3 separate regions of the Homo sapiens genome follow, and all the other regions are linked to region 1. A link is a loop called in an ENCODE intact Hi-C map of the cell type or tissue named here. Cell type or tissue: MCF 10A. All regions are shown on one strand. Region 1 has its middle 28 kb from the start of LINC01502. Region 2 holds the start of SOHLH1 (spermatogenesis and oogenesis specific basic helix-loop-helix 1). Region 3 holds the start of LOC107987140 (a long non-coding RNA gene).

Region 1 (8,000 bases):
AAGGGCTGAGTGTGAAATCAGACTTTACCCATCAGATCCCAGACACTGAAGCAAGGGGGCTTTCGGAGTAGAGAAAAGGCGGGAAGGAGGAGAGCGACTGCGTTCATCTGAAGGATAAATGGGAGGAAAGGCCCAGAAACCTGGTGATGCAGGCGGACAGCAGAGTGGCAGGTGGCAGCTCTGTAGACATCAGCTCACCTGGCACACACCGCGTGCACCTCCAGGATGGGGAGAGATGGCCACGCGTGAGGTCCATAGAGGCTTCTGGAACTTGCAGCGCAGCTGGGGCCCCACACAGAGCTACCCAGGTGGGGGTGGGGCTGTGACAGCTGTCCGCCTTTCTGAGTGGGGCGAGGTGACAGGAGTAGTCAGAAACAGTGTTCCAGAGGTGGGAACAGCATGTGTGAGGGACCCAGCGGAGCCAGCGACAGCCCAGCCCCCTACTCGAGCGAGCCCCGCCGGGGTGGGTCCCAGAGGCCCAGGGCTCTGGGGGCTCAGTGAAGGTGGGTGGTGCTCCATGAAGTCACCAAGTGGCTAGGCCAGGCCCCGTGAGCTCCTGGCCCATGGGCAGAAGCCAGGCTCACCTGCGTGGTGGGAGTAGTTGCTGGATACAGCTGGGTTTGCATTTCACAGGCCCCTGTCGGCGTGGTAAGGGGCCTTCTGCAGGCCAGGGTCCCAGTGGAGGAGGAGAAGACCGGACCCGTGCCTGCCTGTGGGGTGGCAGCCGCAGCCAGTCCCTGAAGCCCCACTGCTCTGCTGTGGGCTATTCCTGCCCCACCCCATCTGCACACCTTCCTGGCCAGCTGGGAGCCGTTCCACGGGGACCCTGTGAGGCTGCCACCTCCAGCCTCAGAACGGTGACCCCCTTGTGGCCTGGAGAGAACACATGTTCACTGAAAACAACTAGCAGGCTGGGCGCGGTGGCTCACACCTGTAATCCCAGCACTTTGGGAGGTTGAGGCAGGCCGATCACTTGACGTCAGGAGTTCGAGACCAGCCTGGCCAACATGGTGAAACCCCGTCTCTACTAAAAATACAAAAATTAGCCAGGTGTGGTGGGCGACTGTAATCCCAGCTACACCTGTAATCCCAGCTACTCAGGAGGCTGAGGCAGAAGAATAGCTTGAACCTGGGAGGCAGAGGCTGCAGTGAGCCGAGATCGTGCCACTGCACTTCAGCCTGGGCGACAGAGCGAGACTCCATCCCCCCAGAAAAAAAATTACATAGTGATGGGGTCTCCCTGTTTTGCCCAGGCTAGTCTTTGACCCCTTGGCTGAAGCGATCCTCCCGCTTCAGCTTCCCAAATAGCCAGGATGTCAGGTGTGAGCCCCCATGCCCAGCCTATGCCATCAGGTCCTGCCTCTTCCACCCAGGGAATCCCACGGGGACAGGGGGAGGGCAGAGGGGAAACAGGCTCTGAGCAGAGGGAGCCAGGTCCACTCATCAAGGAGCGGCAGGCCCAACAGTTGCCAATCACCCTCCCCTGCCACACTGATGTCCCAGCCAACACGGCCACCGGCGACCCTGAGACACGAGAGCTGATCAGGAGCCACTGGCCTGCATCCCAGGTGTGAAGGATAGGAGCCAGCATGGCCCAGGCAGTGTTGGGGACACCCATGGCCCCCTGGGGACCCCACTATCACTCACCAAGGCCAGGCTGGTGGGTCAGAGATGGAGGTCACCTGGGAGACAGTCAGGGCCCAAGCCTGGCCACATGGGCAGAAAGCCCGAGAAGCGTCGGGTGTCAGGTGCCCCAGATTCTGCAGATTCTCCCTTTGGACGTTTCCACCCAAACATGCCGCGTGGAAGCTGCCTCCATCCAGGCAGCGGGCCTTGGCGGTGCTCCAGGAACCTGCTCTTCCATAGCAAACAGGCCTGAAAACCCAGGCCAGAACTCCTTTTTGAAAACAAGTGGGAAAAAATAAACAAACTGAAAAGAATTCTGCTGAGACAGCGAGCAAAGCACTGGGACGTGCCGGCCACCCCCGAAAGGCACGGGAAGGGAGCCGGGACCCCAGTGTGCAGGTCACCCCGGAAGGAACCAGAAGGGAGGCGGGACCTGGGACCGACAGGATTCTCCTTCAAGACCTCCTGCCTTGCAGGTGTGCTTGGCAGTTCTCTCCCTCCCCTCTCCCTCCCTCCCTGCTTCCCTCCTTTCCTCCTTCCTCATTAGCAAGTCAGCAACACTCTGGAGGCTGAGACCCACCTGGCCGCTGTATGCTCTGGGCCTGCTGGGGGCTGAGGCTGAGGTGCCCTATGTCCGCCATCCCTCTTGCCCCGAACGCCCCCTTGGCCTGCTGGTTGTCATGGTCATGACGCCCACCTGTGTCCAAGGGTGAAGCTGCTTTCTTCAATGCACCATCACGGACATGGGGAGGCCAGTGCTGTGGCAGCGTTTCCAAATTAGCTTGACCCACAGGCACAGGGCACCCCCGGGAACCCCTACCAAACGCCCCCACCTCATGAGGAGTGTGTCCCCCATGCACGGCCAGGGGTGCGCTTTGGGATCTCAGAGGTATCCCCACGGAGGCACCCCAGGCCCTTGCGGGGTCTGAGCGTGCTGTGGTGGACAGGTGCAGCGGGCGGGAGGCAACCGTGTGAGTCTCAGCTTCTCGGCCTCTGAGCCGGGCTCGCCGTGCACAGCTCACACGGTGATGGTCTCTGTGCCTTGGTGGGCGGGTCAATGGACCCAGCGAACATCCGGCTCAACGGTGACAGCAAAGCCTACCTCGGAAGAATCCGGTTTAGGAAGAATCTGCGACTCTTAGGCTGCAGAGTGAGGGTGGGTGGCTCAGGCACAGCAGGTGTCTCAGAACGAGGGTTAGGGCCACAGAAAGACTCCCTGGTAGAAGTCCACCTGGTCCACTCGGTGGGGCTTCCGAGTCTTGCCCGACAGTTGCTGTCCTCCAGGGCTGTCATAAACGCAGATGAAAGCAGGATGGCTGGACTTCTTGGGTCACATTTTCCACCAATATTTCTGTAAAATTTGGCCCGATTTTTCCCAGGGCCCTTCCACGCACTCAGAGGACTCGGGCGCCACCAAGTGGCCATCGTGGGGACGTCAACGGCCGGGGTCGCACATCCTCCGGTGAGGCGAATTTTGTATGAGTTAAATCCTTCGGGATTCAAGGTGACAAACTCCTCGGGGGCTGCCTGTGGGCTCGGCATCCATTCTGTCCACGCTCCAGCCCCGGGAGCTCCAGCTGCCTGCAATGTTGGACTTGCTTCTAATTTGTCACTGCATTCCCTGCTCTTCTATAGGGATCAGCACCAGGGTTAGAAAACCTCTGAAGGCCGAGGCAAGTGGATCACCTGAGCTCAGGAGTTCGAGACCAGCCTGGCCAACATGGTGAAACCCCATCTCTACTAAAAGTATGAAAACTAGCTGGGCGTGGTGGCACACACGTATAGTCCCAACTACTCGGGAGGCTGAGACAGGAGAGTTGCTTGAACCTGGGAGGCAGAGGTTGCACTGAGCTGAGATCCTGCCTCCAACCTGGGTGACGAGAGTGAAACTCGGTCTCAAAAAAAAAAAAAAATTAAAATAAAGAAAGAAAGAAAGAAAGAAAGAAAGAACCCCCCTGGACTTGTGCAGCGGAATTAAGTTGCGAAAACCCTGGAGGCAGATCTGCCATCCGTGGAGGGGGTAACTCGGAACCCATCAGCAGGGTGCATGCTGACCTGTGAGATTTGGGATGCCACATGGCCCCCGAGCCTGGGAAAGAGGCAGCCCCAGGGGGAGGGTGTCCAGAGGCTGCGGAATCTATGGCTAATCATCTATGCAGTTGTTTAGGGATAGGGGTCGATGGGGGAGAAAACCATGCTGAGGCCTAGCGGAGCCGGGGTCACGTCAGGCTGGAGTGGGGCGGCTGTCCCAGGTCACGGGGGTCCCTGTCAGGGGAGGGGGAGCACAGTGGTTAGGGGAGCAGCTGTGACAGTTACGTGAGATGGGACAATCAGCATTTCCAGGGTGCTGCGGCGGCTGCCAGAGCAGGACTGGGTGATGATTTGGGGAAACAAGGCTCTTCCCTTATGAGGGACCCATGGAGTCAGCGGCAGGGTGGGGACACTGTTGGGAGTGGCCATGTCCACTGCTGTCCTGAACACATCCTGAAAGACCAGCGCGACCTGGGGAAGGCACCCACGCCTGCGCCCCACGCTGCCCCACGAGGGTAATGACACAACACAGGACTCAAAGGCCACCCCATAGATTACAAAGCAGCGTCCTTCCTGTTCGCCCTCTGGTGGGCGGGTGTTGCATTGCAGTTTTAATTTACGTTTTTCCTGATGAATAACCATGTTAATTAAACATTTTAATGTTTTTTTTTTTTGTTTGTTTGAGACAGAGTCTCGCTCTTGTCACCCAGGCTGGAGTGCAATGGCACGATCTCGGCTCACCGCAACCTTCACCTCCTGAGTTCAAGCGATTCTCCTGCCTCAGCCTCCCGAGTAGCTGGAATTACAGGTGCCCGCCACCACGCCCAGGTTTTTTTGTTTGTTTGTTTGTTTTTTTGTATTTTTTTTAGTAGAGACAGGGTTTCGCCGTGTTGGCCAGGCTGGTCTCGAACTCCTGAGCTCAGTTGATCCACTCACCTTGGCCTCCCAAAGTGTTGGGATTACAGGCATGAGCCACCGTGCTGGGCCAGCATTTTCATATTCTTTTGTGTGCGTGTATGTGTGTGTAGGCATGGGGTCTTGCTATGTTGCCCAGGCTGGTCTCAAATTCCTGGGCTCAAGCAATCCTCCAGCTTCGGCCTCCCAAAGCACTGGGATTACAAGCGTGAGCCACCTGCCCAGCCCATTTTTTCTTTTTGCCGTTTAGGCTAAGGTTCTGTTCGAGATGCTTGTCAGTTTTCAGTGGCGTTGCCTTTCCTTTCCATTCTGGATGGAAATCCTCTCTTGGACAAATCCTCTCGGTGAACAACTGCTCTGTGGGTTGCCTTTTCGCCCTGTTAATTGGGTCTTAATCACTACATAATCCAATTTACCTAAACTTTTCTTTCATGGTGGGCTGTTTTGGAGCCTGGTTTAAGAAATCTTTGCAGACCCCCAGGCCACAAAGATGTTCTGTGTTTTCCTCTGAAGCCTTACTGCCTGGTGCGTCTGGAATTGATTTTTGCATATGGTGTGTGTGGGGGTTTCAAAACGCATCTTCCAAGGCCGGGTGCGGTGGCTCACACCTGTAATCCCAGCACTTTGGGAGGCCAAGGCAGGCGGATCATTTGAGGTCAGGAGTTCGAGACCAGCCTGGTAGACACGGTGAAACCCTGTCTCCACTAAAAATACAAAAAAATTAGCTGGGTGTGGTGGCGCATGCCTGTAATCCCAGCTACTCAGGAGGCCCAGGCAGGAGAGTTGCTTGAACTCGGGAGATGGAGGTTGCAGTGAGCTGAGAGTGTACCACTGCACACTCCAGTCTGAGCAACAGAACAAGATTCTGTCTCAAAAAAACAAAAACAACAAAAAACTGCATCTTCTTCACGCTTCCCTAAGTGATGCCACACCATTAACAGAGAATTTCTTAGCCCCCCACCCCACCCCCCAGCTCTGCCTTCGTCATTGATCTGGAGCTGTGTGGAGTCTGTTTGTGAGCCTCTTTTCTGTTCCATTGATCAAGTTGCCAATCCTTGTGTGACATCACACTGTCTGCATTACTGTAGCTTTATAATATGCCTTCATTTTTATTTCTTTATCTTTTAAATTTTCTTTTGAGAGGGAGTCTCGCTCTGTCACCCAGACTGGAGTGCAGTGGTACGATCTCAACTCACTGCAGCCTCCGCCTCCTGGGTTCAAGCAATTCTCCTGCCTCAGCCTCCCAAGTAGCTGGGACTACAGGCATATACCACCACTCCCAGCTAATTTTTGTATTATTGTGGAGACAGGGCTTCACCATGTTGGCCAGGCTGGTCTCGAACTCCCGACCTCAGTCGATCTGCCTGCCTCAGCCTCCCAAAGTGCTGGGATTACAGATGTGAGCCACCGCACCTGGCTCATTTTTATTTATTTTGAATGTTGTCCTTACTATTCTTGCTCCTTTGCAATCACAATTGAATTTTTTAAATGAGCTTCTCCATTTCTACACACAAAAAAACCACTGCGTTCAATGCAATCAGGATTGCATTGAATTTACAGATTAATTTGGAGAGAATTGATGTATTGGCAACATTGAACCTTCCAATCCATGGATATGGTATATTTCTCCATTCAGAGCTTCTTTAATTTCTCCTAATAGTGTTGCCTATTTTTTCAGTTTAGAAGTCTTGCATCTCTTTCTTTGCCCTTTAAAAAGTCAGATTTAGTGAGGATGCTAGTAAAATTCTCCCTTTTTAGTGTACAGCTCTACGAGTTTTGACAAATGCACACATAGTCATGGAACCACACTATAATCATGATACAGAACAGCTCCATCCCCCTCCAAATTTCTCTCATGCCCCTTTGCGGTCAACCCTGCTAAACCACGCCCTGAACACTGCTAATGTGACCTTTTGTGTATGAATTTCATTCACTCTGCATGATGCTTTTGAGAATATCCTTCCTGTTGCCTGCAGCAGTTTTTTCCTGGTGACTCTTTCCATTCACTAGTTCATGGACATTTGGATTGCTTCCAGTTGGGGGCAATTATCAATTAAGCTGCCTGCTACAAGTGTTCATGTACAAGTCTTTGAGTGAACATACGTCTTCATTTGATTTGGCAAAATACGTAGGAGTGGGACTGCTGAGTAGGGTGGCAAGTATGTGAATTGGAAATGAAAAACACTGCTGATCTCTTTCCAAAGCAGTAGTATGATGTAGTTTAGATGTTTGTCCTCTCCAAACCTCATGCTGAAGTGCAGTACCCAGTGTTGGAAGTGGGGCCTGGTAGGAGGTGTTTGGGTCATGGCTTGGTGCCCTCCTTGCAGTAATGAGTGAATTCTCACTCTGAGCTCATGTGAGATGAGATGTTTTCTCTCAGTCTGAAGCTTATCTTTTCATTCTCTTAATGGAGTTGTTTGCAGAGCAAAAGTTTTTGATTTTGATGAAGCTTATATATCAATTTTTAATTTTATGGGTCATGCTCATGGTGTCAAGTAAGAACTCTTTGCTAAACCCTAGATTATGAAGATTTCTTCCTATTTTTTAAAAAAGTTTTATAGTCTCATGTTTTATATTTTAGCCTGAGATCCATATTTTGCACTAATATTTTTATAAGGTATGAGACTTAGATTGAAGTTCTTTTTCTATATTCGTTCTTTCTTCCTTATGAACTTCCCTTCCCTTCCTCTTCCTTTCCTTTTCTTTTTTGCTTAAGGATGTATGATGGCACAATTTGTTCCTTAATTGTACTGCTTTTTCACCTTTGTCAAAAATTGGCTGGGCATATTTGTGTCAGTCTATTCCTGGATTACCTACTCTGTTCCTTTGACCTATGTGTCTTGTGCTTCTACTATGATGTCTATTTGCAGATGACATGGCTGTTCACATAGAAAATCTCAAGGAATCCACAAAAAACAAACAAACAAAAAAACTCCTAAAACAAATAAATGATTTCACCAAGGTGGCAGGATACAAGATAAAGGCGCAAAAATCAATTGCCTTTTTCTACATACTATCAATGCACAGATGGACACTACTAATACCATACAGTCTTGTAACTACATAATAATGTTTGAAATAACATTCGATAAACTGATTCCTTCCATTTTATTCTTCTTTTACTAAAATAGTTTAGCTTTTCTAGTTCCTTTGCTTTTTCCCCATAAATCTTAGAATAATCTTACCTGTGTCTACCAAAAAGATTGCTGGAATTCAGATGACAATTGCATTAAGCTTATTTATCAATTTGGGGAGAATTTACATCTTTACTATGTTAAGTCTTCTAGTCCATGAACACAATAAGTCTCTCCGTTTATTTAGAGCTTTCTTGATTTCTTTCATCAGCATTATTTTCAGCATACAGATCGTGTACATTTCATACAGTTTACACCTAAGCATTCCACTTTTTTCTGAGTGATCATAACTGG
Region 2 (8,000 bases), 99 kb before region 1:
TGCAATGCCCTCCATCTCCTGATGCCCCCACCTCTGCTCCAGTGAGGCCACCCTCCTCTCCCACCTCCCCCACCTCCCGCCCCCGATCTAGGGAGCAGCTGGAGGCCCCCTCTCAAGGAGGGCCTTCCCAGGGACCTACCCCAGGAAGCTCGCGGCCTCTGCCCTGCCACTGTCCCCTGCAAACCTGTTACACTTGCCAGCTGCTAGTACTGGTCTCACCTCCCTGGGCCAATCGCATCCTGGCCTCAGTTCCAGCCCCGCTGGCTCACTTCCAAGTTCCACAGGTGAAAGTGGGTCTGGGTGAACATGGGTGGCCTTATCCACACACACAGCTGGGAGAGGTCCCAAGACACCTTTGAAAGATGCCCATTTAACCGGGCCTTGGCACCCAGCCACCTAGCACGGGCACGCTGAGCCCAGCCTGCCTTTCCCCAGACTCATGACCGGTGACTTCAAGGTCACACAAGCTGGCTGGCGGGCCCCACACATCCTCCTCCAGCTCTCACACACGTGCCCACGGTGCGCCTGCCTGGCTCACGGAGCGCCCAGGTTCACATGCACACACAGCACTTGTTTTTGGGTACACGATACCCGTTCAGCATCCCTCACCCATGCAGGGCTGGGACACACTTGGACAAACTTTCCTGTTGCAGAGAAACCTGGGATTGTTTGTGGGAGACACAGAAGTGCCACCCTTTCCAGGGCCGATGGCACCTGGGTCAAAGCCTGCAAGTTTGCATCCCGGGGAAGCAGGACAAAAAGCCTCAGGGGAGAGCCCGAGATGCCCCCCAACACCCTCCGAGGGCATGAGATGGCCCCACAGCAAGGCCCCACTACTGCCACACCAGGCTCGTCCCAAGTAATTTTCTGTGTTAATCAAGAGCTCCCCATACGGTGGGTGAACCAGACCAGCACACTTGGAGGCTGCCGGGTGCGAGGACACAGGCCACACCCAGGCCAGCCACTGGAACAGAAGCAGAGGCCCTCGTGGGGACCCTGTCTGCTCCCTTCTCACTCACCTCTGTCCTCCTGAGCTGTTACTGTGGCCACTCCTGGGCCACAGCAGACCCCTGAGTTCCCTGTGGCCTGAGCCGTCCCTCCTGCCGGCCAGTGCTGGGCGGTATCTTGGGCCCTCAAACCTTTCCCATGAGCCCTGAGCTACTTCCTGCTGCTGAAGGCACTGCTCCCTAATATGGGCCTGGAGGGCTGGCCAGGACCTTGGGCCAGGCATGTACCCTGGCAGGATGCCAGGGCCTGATCCCATCAGGGCCTAGAGGGTCCCAGGCCCGCCCTGGAGCACAGCTGCTGGGAAGTGGTATTTCCAGGAAAGGCCTGGCAGGGGCTCTGATGCGAAGTGCGCTGGGCAGGGGGTGGGCACTTGCCAGCTCTGGGGCCACCAGGGCCACTGGTCCCTCCCTGTCCTACAACAGCTGTCATCTCCAGGGCCTGTGGGGAGGCAGCTGAGGGCCTGGGACTCCATGGCATGGAGGTGGGAGCAGGGAGCCTGGAGGCCAGAGGCCCGTGAAGACCCCTGCAAACTGGAAGGCCAGGAGCTCCTCTCTGGAGCCCCACTTTCCGGCCTGATGGCCTTGAGGCTGACTCAGGGACACCACTAGCGTGGAGCTGGGGGTTTGAGCTGGGGCACTGGAGTGGGGTGGGGTGTCCAAGCACCTCCTGGCCCCTCTGAACCATAGCACCAAGGCTGGCATCCTCCAGCACCCAGGAAAGACAGAGGCCTGCTCAAGGCCTGGCACCAAGACCTATGGACTCCAGGGCCTGGGTTCTGACCACGCTGTTGCCTGGCACCCTCCTCCCCATGTGAGAGCTGGTGGGGAAACCCGCCCCACAGAGCTCCCCCCACCACCAGGCAGCACGAAGGTTCTTCTTTCTGCAGCTGAAGCCACCTGCCTGGGCCGCAAGCCTTGGCCTCACCTGGAGCTCAGCTCCCCGCTCCCGAGCCCAGCCAAGCCCAGGTCCTGCTCCCTCCCCAAGCCTGACGCCTGACATCCCTCCACTGCCGGCGGCTGCTCTGCCTGCAGTGTGACAGGGAATCTCTGTTGCAACGGAGGCCAGCTCAGTCCAGCGGGGAGGAGGAGCTGTCCCGGGCCGGTGGGCAGGGCCAATTGGGAGAGACAGGTGTCTGGAAGGACCCGGAGGATGAGGCCTGGAGCTAAAGGCTGGACCCTGAGGACACTGTCCTGCCGGCTCGTCTGGAGCAGGTCAGGCCCAGCAGGGTAGGTGATAAACTCCAGCAGAATGGCCAGGGAGGGCAACGCTAGGCTGGGGAGGGAGATGGTAGGGGCCGGCCAGCCCACAAAGATGAGGGCAATCCAGGACCCCCTTGGGGTCATTTTCTCTGTGCCTGACAGGCATCCCCCGGATAGTCCCTCAGAGCACGTCCAGGCTGTGCCCACTTCCCAAGGACATCACCAAGTCACTGTCCACCCTCAGAGCACCTGCTCCTCACACACGCTGTACCCCGGACTCCCCCGGGTGCCAGGTGGGTGCTGTGCCTGCCTCTTGATTCTGGGAACCTCCTCTCCAGCCTGGTCCCTCACCAGAGGCAGCCCTTAAAGACCATCCGCCCTACCTCCTCATTTTACACTCGGGGAAACTGAGTCCCATAGAACAAACAGGCAGCCGCACCAGGCCTCCCGCTCTCAGGTATGCTCTTCCACCCCCTTCTCTGGCCTCAGGACAGCCTGAGACTGGGCAGGATCCAGAAGAAAGGGCTCTGTCCTGGTGGGGAGGGGTTCGCCCAAGGCAGTGACCGGCTCTGCCCAGGGTTCCCTGGAGTCTGGCTCTGGGGACAGGGTGAGGGGCAGACTTGCCTGTTTTCAAGAGCTGAGGGATGGGGGAGAGGATGGGGAACCTGGACCCTGGGGCAACCTCCGCTCAGGACTGTCCCACTCAGCTGCCGGTCCGTGCCTCTGCACTGGTCACTGGGTGGACGGCAGACGCATGGCATCCCAGGACACTGCACAGGGAACAGCTAGCTCCAGGTCACCTGAATGCCATTCTCAACTGGCCCTCTCCTCCCAGGGATAGGCCAGCGGGGAACGAGGAGTGACCAGAACCCAGGACTCCCGCCCTCATCTGACAGCCACTTAGCCCACTTCCCACTGGGGACTCTTCCTTGGAAGGTTGCTCTGGAAACCCCCTACTGTGTGGGGTAACCTCGCCGGGCACCCCACCCTGGCCGAGCACTGCCATGCCACACAAGAAGGATGGAACCTTCCTCCCCAAGCTGGGGTGGGGCAGGGGCTGGGGGAGATGGAAGGCCCTGCACCGCCCCCAGCCTCCCTGCCACTCCCCACACCTGGGAGATGCTCAGGACCCCCATGTAGCCACGGCCGCTCCCCCCAGCTTCTTACCAGGTCGAGGACAGATGGGGACGGACGCTGCTGCCTCGGCACCTGCTGATTAGTGCGGCCCACCCTGAGGGGCGCCCCTGTTCCCCAAGGTGGTTGGGAGGGCACTCGCGGGTCCTGGGGAAGTTGGATGGCCCTGGGAATGGCGGGTCCTGGAGGGTGCGGGAGCCTGAGGGGGAACTTGGGGGTCTTAGGTTAGACCGGGGCCTCCCCGCGTGGGGAGGGCGCAGCAGACTGTACCTGGGGGCGCATTGGCCGTCGTCAAACTCGAAGGTCCGGTTGGTGTAGCCCCCGCCGCGCGCCTCCCGGCAGACGCCCCCCGGGGTCCGCGCCCCGTCAGGGAGTGGCATGCGGCCTGGCAGCTCGGACCCGACCCGAGGGAGAAGCGAGTGGGAGCCGCCACCTTCTTCCCTCGCGTTGCCCTGAAAAACATTTTTTTTTTCCTCGCAGATTAGCGAGGAAAAGACGCCAGTTCCAGGGTCGGGTGCAGGCGTCTGTCCGCGCGCGCCCCCTGCCGGCCGCGCCGGGACCCGCGGCGGCTCTGGCCCAGGCTGGGACGGGGGTGCGGGGTAGGGAGGGCGATCCGCTCCCGCCGCGGCCCTCTGAGCCCTCAAAACTCCGAAAAACAGGACGGGGTTCGTCAATGGCTAGAAAAGCCCAAGCGCGCCGCCACCGGGCCCTACACCCCTGGGAGGGCTCCGTGGTGGGCGGGGGCTCAGGGGGCTCTGGGTCCTTGGCGGGCAGCAGGGCACATGCGCTGCTCGGACCGCCAGCGTCCAGCCGCTGCGCCCAGGGACCGTCAGCACCTCCCGCTTGTGCTGCTCTGCCGTGGTCAACACTGGTCATTGAACACAAGCCAGATTCAAGACGACTCCCCGCCCCCCCGCCCCCACACCCCCCGCAGGCTGCGGCATCTGTGGGTGGGCGCCACATCCTGGGCTTGGCCTGGGGGAGGGGGATGACTGCACCCCGCCCTGTGCTCTCACCCAGACGGGCACACACAGCACCTTTAGACGGGTGGGGAGGGGCCCCAACTTAAGATGCTGCAGGCCAAAGACTAGGAAGCAGAGGGTCCCCCTGCGGGCCCCCTTTCCCGTGCACGTGCTCACACTGTTACACATGCGTCACCCTGGCTCAGCCTCACACAGAGCTCTGGAGAACTGCGATTTCTGTCCCCAGAGCTTTGTTGGTTTGCAGGGTGGACCAGGCCCCTCACTAAGCCAGGACTGTGCCCACGAGGGCCAGGGGGAGGGCCAGGTCCATTTGGAGGGCGCATGCCATGTACTTTGTGGTCCCTGGCCTCCCCAGTGTCTCTCCAGAGGGTCCTTCCCTGTTTCTCCAGGAGGCAGCAGGCTGAACACAGATGCTTTTGAGGGGTGGGTGGGGAACACTCGGGGAAGTCTAGGATGCTAAGTCCCCAGCAGAGGTTCAGCCTGTGCCCCCGCCACACAGCTCGTGGGCATCTTGGGGGTTTTTCCTCAGGTCCCTAGATTGGCCGGTGCTGCTGCCGGGGTCCCACCACCCCTGGGCGGGTGCCGCCGGGGCAAGATGGTGGCCTTTCTGCCAACGCCCTCCTGCCTGGGGAACTCAGAAAAAACTGAGAGGCCGCACCATCTGCATCTGTGATTAATTAGCAGTAATTACACGTGTTGTCAACGGCAGGAGAGTCACAGGTTTGATGACATTCCGAGGGCTTTAGGGAAACAAAAACTTGGCCCCACTCTGCCACTGAGGAGCCCCAGATCGCCAGCCCGTCCATCCCTCCCTGGCCAGGGGCAGGGCCGGGAGAGGGGCCCAGGTCCCCGAGAGCTTTTGCCCTCCTCTCCAACCCCGTCCTCCTCCATGTCTGACCTGCAGCCAAGGCTGGGCGGAGCAGGGATGGAGACACCACCTTATATTACATAACCTCCCTCTGCTCCAAACACCCTTCACCCATCTTTGGCCCAAAGTCCAGGATGCCAGCCCGAGGCCCAGAGCCGCGCCTTCTCCACAGGAGACTGGGGCACCCCGGACAGACGTCCCCGTGTGGTGGCACCTGCCCGGGCTCCTTCTTGCCTCCCCTCTCGGGAGGAGAGCCCCTGCCACCCACCCCACCTCCTCCCGCTACGACCTCAGCACGAGCCAGGCCAGGGATGTCCTCCCAACAGTCCAGCCTCACCCCCCACCCTCGTCCCCTCTGCTTCCCTGAGGGCCCCCCGCAACCTCCGTGAAAGAGGAAGGGTCTCCACCTCCCCCTTCCCTCCGTCATCCCCCCAAAAGTATGTACTGGGGGACTCAAGCCCAGCGCAGGGCGGCTCCTGGAGTTCAGCGGGGAGGTGAGCAAACACCTGGCGCCGGAGCTTTCTGAATTTGGATGGGCAGGACCCCCGCGATCCCGCAGAAACCTGTTGAGAGTGTGAGGTGAGGGGTCGAGCTGGGGCCCCAGGGCATAAAGCGGGGATGGTGCTTGGGCAGGGCCAGGTGAAGGGACAGACGGTTCCGAGGGTGCCCGGCAGAGCTCAGCGGGAGGAAGAGCACGGACGATGGTGGCCTGGGGTGGGGACAAGATGCCCCTGGTTCTGGGCGACCCAGAAGTGTGGATGGTGACCCTACCCTGAGGCGCAGCGTCTGCAAGCGTACTAGATTTGGGGGAAAATGGAGGCGTGGGCGACTGGGGAGCAGGCGGGTACCCTTCCCCCTCCCTGTGTCCCTGGGTCCCCCAGGCCTGGGCTAAACAACTCAGCCCAGCCCGCCCACTCCCACCAGGGGCTGGGCTCCTAAGGGCAGAGCCCGCATCTCCAAAGTGCCCAAGGGCACCGAGACCACCGCATAAGTGGGAACCGAGGCGACCCCCGGGAAGGTAAGGGTAGAGGCAGGGCCACCTGGGCTGGGGCCCCTTCCCCTGGCGTCCTGCGGGGGCATAGAGTGGGTGGACCCCCCGAGTCCCTTTCCAGCACCTTCTTTGCAGGAACGCGGGTCACGTGGGCCCCGGGCTGGCTGCGTGGGGAGGGCTAGAGCGCATGCGCTATGGGGGCGGATTGCAAGTGGGGGTGGGGTGGGCTAGGTGGAAAGCACGTGGCAGGTGGGCAGAGCACACGTGAGGGGGCGGGGCTGCCTGCGGAAGGGGCCGTGCGCGTGGGGTCGCTCCGCAGCTGCGAGTTCATGGCGTCCCGGTGCTCCGAGCCCTACCCGGAGGTCTCCAGAATCCCTACCGTCAGGGGATGCAAGTGAGGAATTGGGCTGGCGGCCAAGGGGTTGGGGGCCCAAGGCCTGTACCCAGGGGTTCTTCCGCAAGTTGCTGGGCTCCACCCATCCTGGGCCTCCTGGGGCGGAGCCCTGGACCCTGGGAGAGGGGAAGGGGTGCAGAGAGGGCCGGGCCGTGTCCCTACGTGACCCAGTCTTGGCTTCCACCCGCACCCCAAAGACGCCCATTCTGGCATCTGGGACTCCTGGTGGCCTTTTCTGGGGTTCTCAGGGCCCGGTGCTCTTGGCTTTCTCGGCAGCGGCTCCCTGTCTGGTGCCCTCTCCTGCTGCGAGGACTCGGCCCGGGGCTCGGGCCCGCCCAAGGCCCCTACGGTGGCCGAGGGTCCCAGCTCCTGCCTTCGGCGGAACGTGATCAGCGAGAGGGAGCGCAGGTGAGTGGTGGTGCCTCCCAGGGGTGAGGGCGCTGTAAAGGGGTGGAGCGGGTGAGATTATGTTCGGGGCTGCCACCAGGTGTCAGGCAGCTGGGAGGGGCTCGTGGCCTGTGCCCAGGAGAAGGACAGACTGCACATCTCCAAGTAAACCAGAAAAGCCCTGTTGGGGAACATCCTGCAGCCCCTCTTTATCCTGAAGCCTTGGCCTCTTGAGGCTGTGCACCTGTGACCCTCTGTGCTTCTGACTGCCTCTGACCCTCGCTGTCTTTTCCACACCGCAAAGCAGCCATGGTTTGGGCCTGGGCTGGACAGCCTGTCGCCGAGGTCCAGGGGTCAGGCCCAGGCTGTGCTCTGATGTGGATCTCGGGGCTTCAGACCACGGGGGCAGCTCTGAGTCATCTTGTAGCCCCCTCTGCCTGACAAGCGCCCAGGGTCTATCTGGCAGGTTCTAGCAGTTGCTGTCCCTTCTCGGGGAGGGCAGGAGGGCCCAGAGGTATTTGTTTCTTGACCGGAACCAGGAAGCGGATGTCGTTGAGCTGTGAGCGTCTGCGGGCCCTGCTGCCCCAGTTCGATGGCCGGCGGGAGGACATGGCCTCGGTCCTGGAGATGTCTGTGCAGTTCCTGCGGCTTGCCAGCGCCCTGGGGCCCAGTCAGGAGCAGCACGCTGTGAGTTGTAAGGGTAGACGCCGTCAGTCCTCCGGCATCACGGTGATGGGACATCTCACCACCTTGCAGGCAGTGTGTCCCCTGTCATCCCCGTCTCCTTCAGCCCTCTGGGTCTCCACGGCTAGAGCAGGCCACGTTTTCGGCAGGGCACTTCCTGATTTGTTCAAGCCTTACCTGTTGTTATTCTGTTCCTGGAAAGGAGCAAGCCTTCCTTTCCAGCCCTCCTGTGCCCCTGAGTCCTGTTCATTGATGGGTTGCCGAGATGCTCCGTGCCAATTTGGGGGAGAGTTGGGGTCTCCTGATCCTCCCTGGCTGAGCACCCCCTAGATCATTTCTCTGCACGTCTCCA
Region 3 (8,000 bases), 190 kb before region 1:
CTTTTGTAGCGTATCAATTATACTTCCATATATAGAAAAAAATAATAAAAAGAAAAATAAGTATATATATATTTTAGTGGTTGCCCTAGAGTTTGCAGCTCATCCAGATCCACCTGTAAGTTACACTGTACTGCTTCTCAGGTCACATGGTAACTTGTAACTGATGGCCCCCGCTTCCTCCCACCTGTCCCTTTTAACGTTGCTCTTACATTTCACTCACACATAAGCGATAATCACCCAATACACTGTTGGTATTCTGATTTTGAGCAAACAGTTTTATTTTCTTTTTCTTTTTTGTTTGTTTGTTTTGTTTGAGACAGGGTCTCTCTCTGCCACCCAGGCTGGAGTGCAGTGGTGCCATCTCAGCTCACGGCAGCCTCAACCTCCCCAGCTCAGGTGATCCTCCTTCCTCAGCCTCTTGGGTACCTGGGACTGTATGCACATGCCACCACGTCTAGCTATTTTTTTTTTTGTACTTTTTGATACAGTCAGGGTTCATCATGTTGCCCACGCTGATCTTAAACTCAACTCCTGGGCTCAAGCAGTCCACCTGCCTTGGCCTCCCAAAGTGCTGGGATTACAGGTGTGAGACACTGCGCCCTGCCCAGTTTTCTGTTAGATGAATTAGGTATAAGGAAAATAAAAACAAACAAAAAACAGGAATAAGGAAAATAGCAGGTGTCTCACTCATTTTGTATGTTTCAAATAATTCTACCGTAAAACATTAAAAAAAATTCTTTTCGCTTATTCTAGGCAGTGATGACTTCTTAGGGAATTCAGTCCCTCAACCTTTGCTCAGATCCTACTTCACTTGGTGTACTTTGCAGGGGGACCTTTTATGGGTCAGCAGGACACGAGGCTGGGAGAAGTGATGGTGGACGAGGACGGCTGGGAGCAGGGACCCACCTTCCTGATGTCATGACTGTGCAAGCTGGGGCTGTTGGTGAGTGGGCTCGGGACAAGCAGAGAGGCACCCGGGTGCTCCCTAAACCTGGAGATGAAGAACACAGAGGCCAAGGAGAGCACAGAAGTTTCCAGATGCTGCAGGCAGCTTTTCTTGGGCTGGCAGCTGGCATCTCACAGTCACTGACCTGCCTGGTTCCAGCCCCTGGCTCCCAGCTTTGCCCACGGGAGGATTCACAGGCCGCTGGGCGCTGGGTGCCACCTGTGTCCACGGCTGCCCGCATGAGCTCCAGGCGGAGCAGGGGGCCTAGAGCTGGCATCCTCTGCGGTTAGTGAAGGGGCAGGGACTGCCCGCCTCCTCCTCGGATGTCCAGGGCTGGACCCGAAGTGGCCTCATTACTGGAGATTATGAAAAAATGCTGCCACTTGCCACCAGTGTGCAGGAGGGAACGGACCACTGATGTTCTCAGAGGCCCCAAGTGCTCACCCAGCCCCTCTTGGGCAGCAAGCCTTCAGCCCTCTTTGGGGGGCTCCGCTCACCCCTGGAGAGAGGCTCAAAGGCTAAGATGCCTCCCGGCCTCATGGTGGTGGAGTGGCCACAGGGGACTCCGGGAACACCATCCACATCGCAAGTCAATCCCGAATAAGTCATGCGACTCCCCCATGGTGCCTCCTGCAGGCCAGCTCTTCCAGTGTGGGGCTCCAGGGGCTACAGCTTCCCCTGCCACTGCTGGAACTGTGGCCCTCCCATCCCAGCAGCCAGACCGGCTTTTCTCTCCCTTCTCCTCCCTGCAGGTGCTGTGCAGCCCCCCTCGCCTGGGGGCCAGGGTGTGGGGGACATGAGAGGCCACCCAGGTGAGGCAGACTTGGGCCTTCCAGCTGCAGGGCGACTGCGGGGCGGGGTGACTGCGGGGCAGGGCGTGCTCGCTGCTTGGATCCCAGGAACGTGATAGACCCCAGCCCTGCTGGGACAGGCTCTGGCCACCCTAGCCCAACATCAATCCCTGCCGCTCCATCAAGGTCCTGGGACTTACTTTCTGGTCCCCTGAATCCACACAGCCTCTCCCTGACCACCCATGTCTGGCTCTGTCCCCCACAGAGGGCTAGTGGGCACCTTCTGAGCAGGAGGGTTCCAGACAGGCCGGGAGTAAGGGACTAGCTAGTCTGTGTGGCCAGGGCCGGCCCCTCCAGCAGCTGCTGTGTTGTCTGCCCTGACACCGGGGAGGGGCTGCACCTCGGCCTTTTGGTCCTTCCCCTTCAGCCTCTTGGGGTACCCTGAAGTGAACGTGGTGAGGTGCACACACATCCCCACCTGGGGCAGCCCTGACCCCCAGTGTAGGGGATCCCCAGCAGCCACTGGCCTCAGATGAGTTCTGTGCCACTGCGGGCAGAGCCTGGGGTCTCTGTGCCCACCCCAGGGACATGCCTGGCTGCAGGGGTGAGGCTGATGGGCAGCTCACCAGACAGCCCTCCTGGACTCTGGGACCCCCACCACCAGGCAGGTTTCCTGGCTACCAGGATCCAGTCACCAGTAGCCAAATACAATTTGGTTCCCGAGTTTTGGAAGGACTGTCCTGGCCTGGCTGGGGAATGGGGGCTTGCCTATGGGGTTGGGGTGGGGACCCCAGCAGGTGTTTGTAACCCTTAAAGTGGGGTGGCTGGGAGGGGTGAGAGCCTTGGAAACACGAGCAGGGCGACTTGACTTGTAACTTCATGCCTCCAGAATGCATCCATTTAATAGAAGTTTCCAGCGCTGACCGTACAAACCAGTAAGGAACCAGCAGCAAAGGACGCAGGGTGGCGCTCCTGATGTCAGCCGCCGCCCGGGATCTCGCCTTGCTGAGAAGATCCTCTCTCTCCACGTGGCCCAGCCCGGAGGCTGAATTGTGCTTCACAAGTCAGGGGTTTAGAAAATGAGGCTTTGCTTTAAAAGGTAAGTGTAAAATGGTCCATGGAAATGCACCATCTTCCGCCCAATGCCCCCTAGATGCAGTGGCTGGGACAGTTCAGTGTGAAGTAGAGGAAATGGCGTCTTCTGCTTCCTTCAGAAAGGTCCTCGGCGACAGGGCCCTCTGGGGGACCTGGGGACGCACCCCTCTCACATGCCCGGCTTCCCCGGGCCCTTTGCTGCTTCTAACTTCCAGAAGGGGCTTGGGACAGCAAACAGCCCAGGGTCCCCCTCACCCACCCCAGAGTGCAGAACAGCAGCCCTGGCCCCCAGCCCTTGGCTGCAAGGAAGCGAGGCTGCCTGGCCGTGAACGCTCAGGCCGGCTCTGAGTTGGGTGTGGCCCACGCGGGGCTCCTGGGTTCTGGGTTCTGCTCCCCTCCCCATGCACCCCAGCCCCACCCTCCAGCACAGCCTGGGCTCGGCCCTGTAGGGCGTCCAGTCCCTGCGTTGCCCTCCCAGCCAGCCCTGGTCACGAGTTGCGGTACATCTGTGTAAAGAGAAGTGGACTGCATCGACGTGTAAAAATAGGTTAAAAAACTCTCCTCACTAGCCTGCAGGTGCCCAGGGGTGAGCTGGCCCTCCCCCCGCATGAGGGGCTCCTTTCCAGGGTGGAGTCCCAGGAGCCATGGTGAGTAGAGTGTGCCATCCCCAGGGTCACGCTAGTGCCACCGTGTCCTCACACGCTCCTCCACGTCCTTCCTGAGGACCCCGGGCTTGGTGGCCTGAGCTCCGTGCAGGGCTGGCTCAGAGCTGTGTCTCGTCGCGAGTCTCGGGGTTGCAGGACGACAGCTTGTGGCTGCAGCTGCTCTTCCGGCTCTGGGAGCTGCTGGCCACGTGAGCCAGGGGGTCGGAGCGGATGAGATAGCTGCGGGAGGGCACAGAGGACCCTGGAGTGGATGTGGGCCGGGCAGCCCCTGCTCAGCCCTCTGCTGAGCGGCCCCACTGTGGTGCCTGTGGCCTCATCTCCCCAGTGCCCACCTGGTGCTCAGGGGGGGTCTCCACACAGCCCACAGGTGCTACTCACACAATGTCACTGGGCTCCAGCCTCGTGTCGGGCGGAGGGTTGATGAGGACGTAGGAGAGGGTGTTCTGGTGGTCGTTCATCTCGTCTGCAAAGGACACAGCCGGGCAGACGTCACCCCCCCAGCCCTGCCCCTCCCAGCTCTGCAGGGGCCCAGAGGTGTGGGGGCTCCAGGATGAGCTGAGTCTTTCCGGCCTTCCTGACCATTCTGCTCCAGCACCTCATCCTGGTGAGCCCAGCCAGGGCCCATCCCTGACCGACACCTGTCCCATCTCCACACAGGGCAGGGGACAGCCAGGAGGGCAGCTGGGAGCCAGCTCTGACCCGCACCCACCTCTGGTGCTAGGTGGCATCGCAGCAAAGGGGTGGCCCTGAGCAGAGGCACTGAGCACACCTGCACACACCAGCGCACACCTGCCACGTACGTCAGCCTGCAGACACCGGGACGTGTCTGTTCACCTCACATGCATGCATGCCTTCATCTACACCTGCACACACCTGCAGATTCACCTCTGTATTCCACACACATTTGTGTGTCTGCACAGATCTTCATAGCAACCCATGCCTATGGTATCCACAGACCCCTGCACACTCACTCATATACACACCTGCATGCCGTCCTCCACATCCACACACCCCCACCCCCGCCTCCAGAGGCTGCTCAGCCCTGTCCCTCCCTCAGGGCCCTGCAGCTGCCGCTGTCCCCGGGCCTGGACAGGCCATTCCCACTCGCTGTGCTCAGCCCTTTGCTTCAGACTGAAGTCCTGAGTGGCATCAGCCCAGAGCACCCCCACCCCGCAGCTCATCCCTCCGAGAACATGGCCTCTGCCCCTCATGGGAGACAGCCTGGCGTCCGGCTCATGGGGTGGGCGTGGGCATGTGTCCCACAGGGTGAGAACGGTCCTGGAGAGACAGCCCCCCCATCATCTCACAGTCTCCATGGGGCCGGCAGGGTAGCCCTGCCAAGCACAGGGAGGGAGAGGCCACCATCCCAGCAGTGGCCCTGGGTTCACTGGCTGGAAAGGGTCTGTGGCCTCAGTTTATCCATCTGATGGTGTCTACGGGAAGCTCCTGGATTCCTGTTCCAGGACTCCAAGGACAGAGAACAAAGGTGACCCAGGACGGGGGACCCCAGGGAGCCTCCACCCTGGCTGCTGCCATTCCCTCCTCTCTGCCCGTCCTCTCCCCTTGGGGTAGCCCTGCCCTGGTCCCTGAGAAGGGAAAAGTCGGGGAGGCTGCTGGCCAGCCAGGTGGGGGCCATGCTGGTCCCTCTGCAGTGGGGGCTTTGGAGTTCCCACAGTGTGAGCACAGCTGCTGCCAGGGTGGCGGGGGCACAGGCTAGGACTTGGGGGCGACCAGGGCAGCTCCGGCCAGGAGACCAGCTCTGCTTCAGGCCTTTCGCACACGGCGGCAGGTCATTTGGTGCCAGCTCCTGTGTCCACACCTGCGGGATGGGACGGCCTGACACCTGCCCCTCACAGCTGTTTTGCTCTTTTCCCAAAACCCATGGTGGGGTCTTCCCCAGGCCTTTGGAGGAGGCCCAGGGGCCTCATGCTGAGGCTGTGCAGGGAGACACACCCTCCCCACCCTCGTGCCCACACACGCTTCTGGGGTGGCCGCATGGCAGGTGGCACAGGGAGTGGGTGGTGAGGGCAGCTCTAGTAGGTTCTTGGGACCCTGCCCCCCTGCCTGACTGGCTTTGTGACGAGCACCCAGTGGGACACCGAGAACAAGGGGCCACCAGCTCATTTCACTCCGGCAGGCACAGACTGGCCCCCAGGCCCCAGCTTCTCCCGCTGGGGTGCCCGGACCACACGCTTCTGAAGTAAGCAGAGCTCACTGGGCTGAGCCAGGCTGGGCTTTGTGTTTCTTGGGGCTGGGCTAGGGGGCGGGTGGGGATGCCAGGCCCCAGCTGCAGTGCCAGGGCCTGGGTTGTGGTCAGTCACATGGCACTGGTCCTGGCTGCCCAGGATGGTCGCAGAGGACTAGCTTCGCGTGTCCACGGTGCTTGGTGAAGGCTGGCAGCAGGTGTGCCTGAGGGCCTGGGGTGGGGCAGGGGCTGGCTTTGGCTCTTCTGGTGCATGTCCTGGGGCAGGGCCACCTCGCCCCTGGTCCCCAGGGCTACCTGACTCCTCCACCCAGACCCTCCGACCTTTACTCCAGGCCTCAGTGGTAGCTCTGCTCGCCCCCCAACCCGCTTCCTAACCCTGCAGGCCCCAGAGGCTTCCAGACCTCCTGGCTCTTGGCATCCACGGTCACTCCCGCCTGAATCCCCCACGCCAGGCCAGAGCTACCGCCACCCGAGCCTCAGTTTCCTTCTCTATAAACTGGGGATAACTAGTGCCTCCCCCCACGGCAGCTGTGAGGAAGGCGTGAAGAGGGGATTTGTGTGAGTATCGGGGCTGGGGTGCCTCCTCCCGCTGTGTGTGTGGGATGGGGGCTGCACGCTGGAGGGGCCCCAGGATGCTGCCCGCCCTCCCCGCAAAGGGTGTGACTCTTCCTGTTCTGCCTCTTGGCCTAGGCTCCGCTTGAATCTAAACATGGGGGTGCAGCTCCCCAGCCCCAGAACCCCGGCACCGTCACCCTCCCGGGCATGTAGGCCGAGCCCAGGAAATGCCTGCCGCGGGAGTCCTGTGAGCCCTCGCCCCCCAAGCCCGCTGTGGCCATGCCTGCCCTGGAGCTGCAGTGGGAGCCGCAGGAAGCTTTGGCGGGTGAGGGGAGCGGGCGACGCAGGCATCCCACTCATGAAGGCCGCTAGCTGCAGGTCCGAGCACCACAGTGCCCGGCAGAGCGAGGGTCTTCCATGAGCGCCATCGTGGGGAAAAGCACAGAGCCGGGAGAGGCCGACGCTTTACTTCTGTGGCTGCCCCAGGCCTGGCCCTGCCTCCGGGTGCAAGGGCATTGTGGCAAACAGGTCCCTCCCGAGCTAACACCCGTCCTGGCTCAGGAGGCCCTTCAAGCTCCTGGGTTACCCTGTAGGGAGGTGTGGCAGCGGGGGCAGGCTCTGAGCTCCCCTGAGGCTGCCAGGACCCCTGGGAGCACCCTGGCCCGGACTCTGCTGAGCACTGACGGGGCACAGCATGTTCTTGGAGGAAACGGGGTGTGGAGCGGCTCTGCTCGAGCCGAGCAGGAAGAATCCCCTCGTGGAGCCCCAGCTGGGGGACGAAGGTCACCATCCACCTGGCCTGGGCAGCCATAAAGCCTGCCTACTCCTCGTGGCTTGGAGTCCCCACCCCTGCATCCAGCCCAGGCTTCACCGAGCTCCTCCCGGGGCCCTGGCTCGGGACCCTCTGGGTGCTTCCTGAGAGCAGAGGAGCTTAGGGTCCTCAGACTGCTTGTGGGGCCGGCCACAGGGAAGGGCTGGCTGTAGGCCAGGGTGGCCCACCGGTCACATCAGAGCTCATCGTAAACAGCAAAGCAGGAGAAGCAGCACCAGGGTGAGCCCGAGAGCTGGGCAGTCGCCACTCTGCCTGGCGGCCAACAGCACCTTGACTAGCACAAGCCCCAGACCTCAGCCTCAGGCCCGTCCTCAACGCCCAGCCAGGGGACACTCTGTCGGCATGCGAGGCCTTGCCCAACAGGGCCGCCTGGGCTGACACCTGGGACGTGCTCTCACAGCTCCTGTCCACCTGCCTGGCCGGGATGGCGCAGCAAGGCTGCCGGCGGTGAAGGGTTGGCGAGCCCCGTTGTGCGGTGGTCGGCACCCGCCAGGGCAGAATTACCTTGCAAATATCCCAGGTTTACCCGATTCATGACATCACTGGCTGTTAAATTTGCTACGTCCTCTACAGAACACACAGAAAGAGGCACAGACAGAAAGAGAGAGAGAGAGAATATCAGCAAGCGAGGTGCGGGCGGCCGGCACAGTGGGCGGGTGCAGGGGCAGCTGCACGGGAGGCCGGCCACCAGAAGCGAGTCGGTCACCAGAAAGGCAGTTGCTCCTTCCTTGCCAAGCTCTGGGGGCAGGCAGCGGTCGCAGAGGCAGGCACCAGCTCTGGGGGTGGCCAGACCGGGCGGGATCATCCTCTGCCAGCAGTCACAGGGGACCACAAACATGAATGCTGGGCACCCCCCTCAGCCTCGTGAGCCCCACCTGAAAGGGCGTGAAGTCCCTCCCGGGACAGGGAC

Evidence for each region. Hi-C counts contacts between places; a loop is a spot of excess contacts. Peaks named below come from ENCODE experiments on the same cell type or tissue, not always from the same donor. Only the 100,000 strongest peaks of a DNase experiment are listed, where the experiment ranks them.
Region 2: it touches region 1 in a loop (2.3-fold over the local background); 8 of 110 quality-filtered maps call a loop at or near these places.
Region 3: it touches region 1 in a loop (8-fold over the local background); 5 of 110 quality-filtered maps call a loop at or near these places.

The regions. Positions count from the first base shown.
Region 1 is chr9:135,599,112-135,607,111 of GRCh38, reverse strand. No RefSeq gene overlaps it. Among named protein-coding and RNA genes, the nearest start is that of LINC01502, 28 kb to the right of the region's middle. In MCF 10A, CTCF peaks have their summits at 3,046 (motif pointing left) and 4,222 (motif pointing left); a DNase peak (open chromatin) is centred at 3,041.
Region 2 is chr9:135,697,980-135,705,979 of GRCh38, reverse strand. It overlaps SOHLH1 (spermatogenesis and oogenesis specific basic helix-loop-helix 1), which reads left to right and starts at 6,499. Exons shown (of 8, transcript NM_001101677.2): 1 at 6,499-6,577; 2 at 6,854-6,985; 3 at 7,504-7,651. The coding sequence starts at 6,513. It overlaps KCNT1 (potassium sodium-activated channel subfamily T member 1), which reads right to left and starts at 3,795. Exons shown (of 31, transcript NM_020822.3): 1 at 3,612-3,795. The coding sequence starts at 3,721. RefSeq lists a silencer at 3,867-3,996. In MCF 10A, a CTCF peak has its summit at 3,884 (motif pointing left); no DNase peak of the experiment used is centred here.
Region 3 is chr9:135,787,757-135,795,756 of GRCh38, reverse strand. KCNT1 (potassium sodium-activated channel subfamily T member 1) reads right to left here. Exons shown (of 31, transcript NM_020822.3): 30 at 3,876-3,960; 31 at 255-3,716. The coding sequence ends at 3,596. LOC107987140 (a long non-coding RNA gene) reads left to right here and starts at 3,716. Exons shown (of 3, transcript XR_007061851.1): 1 at 3,716-5,697; 2 at 6,086-6,261; 3 at 6,394-7,828. In MCF 10A, no CTCF peak of the experiment used is centred here; no DNase peak of the experiment used is centred here.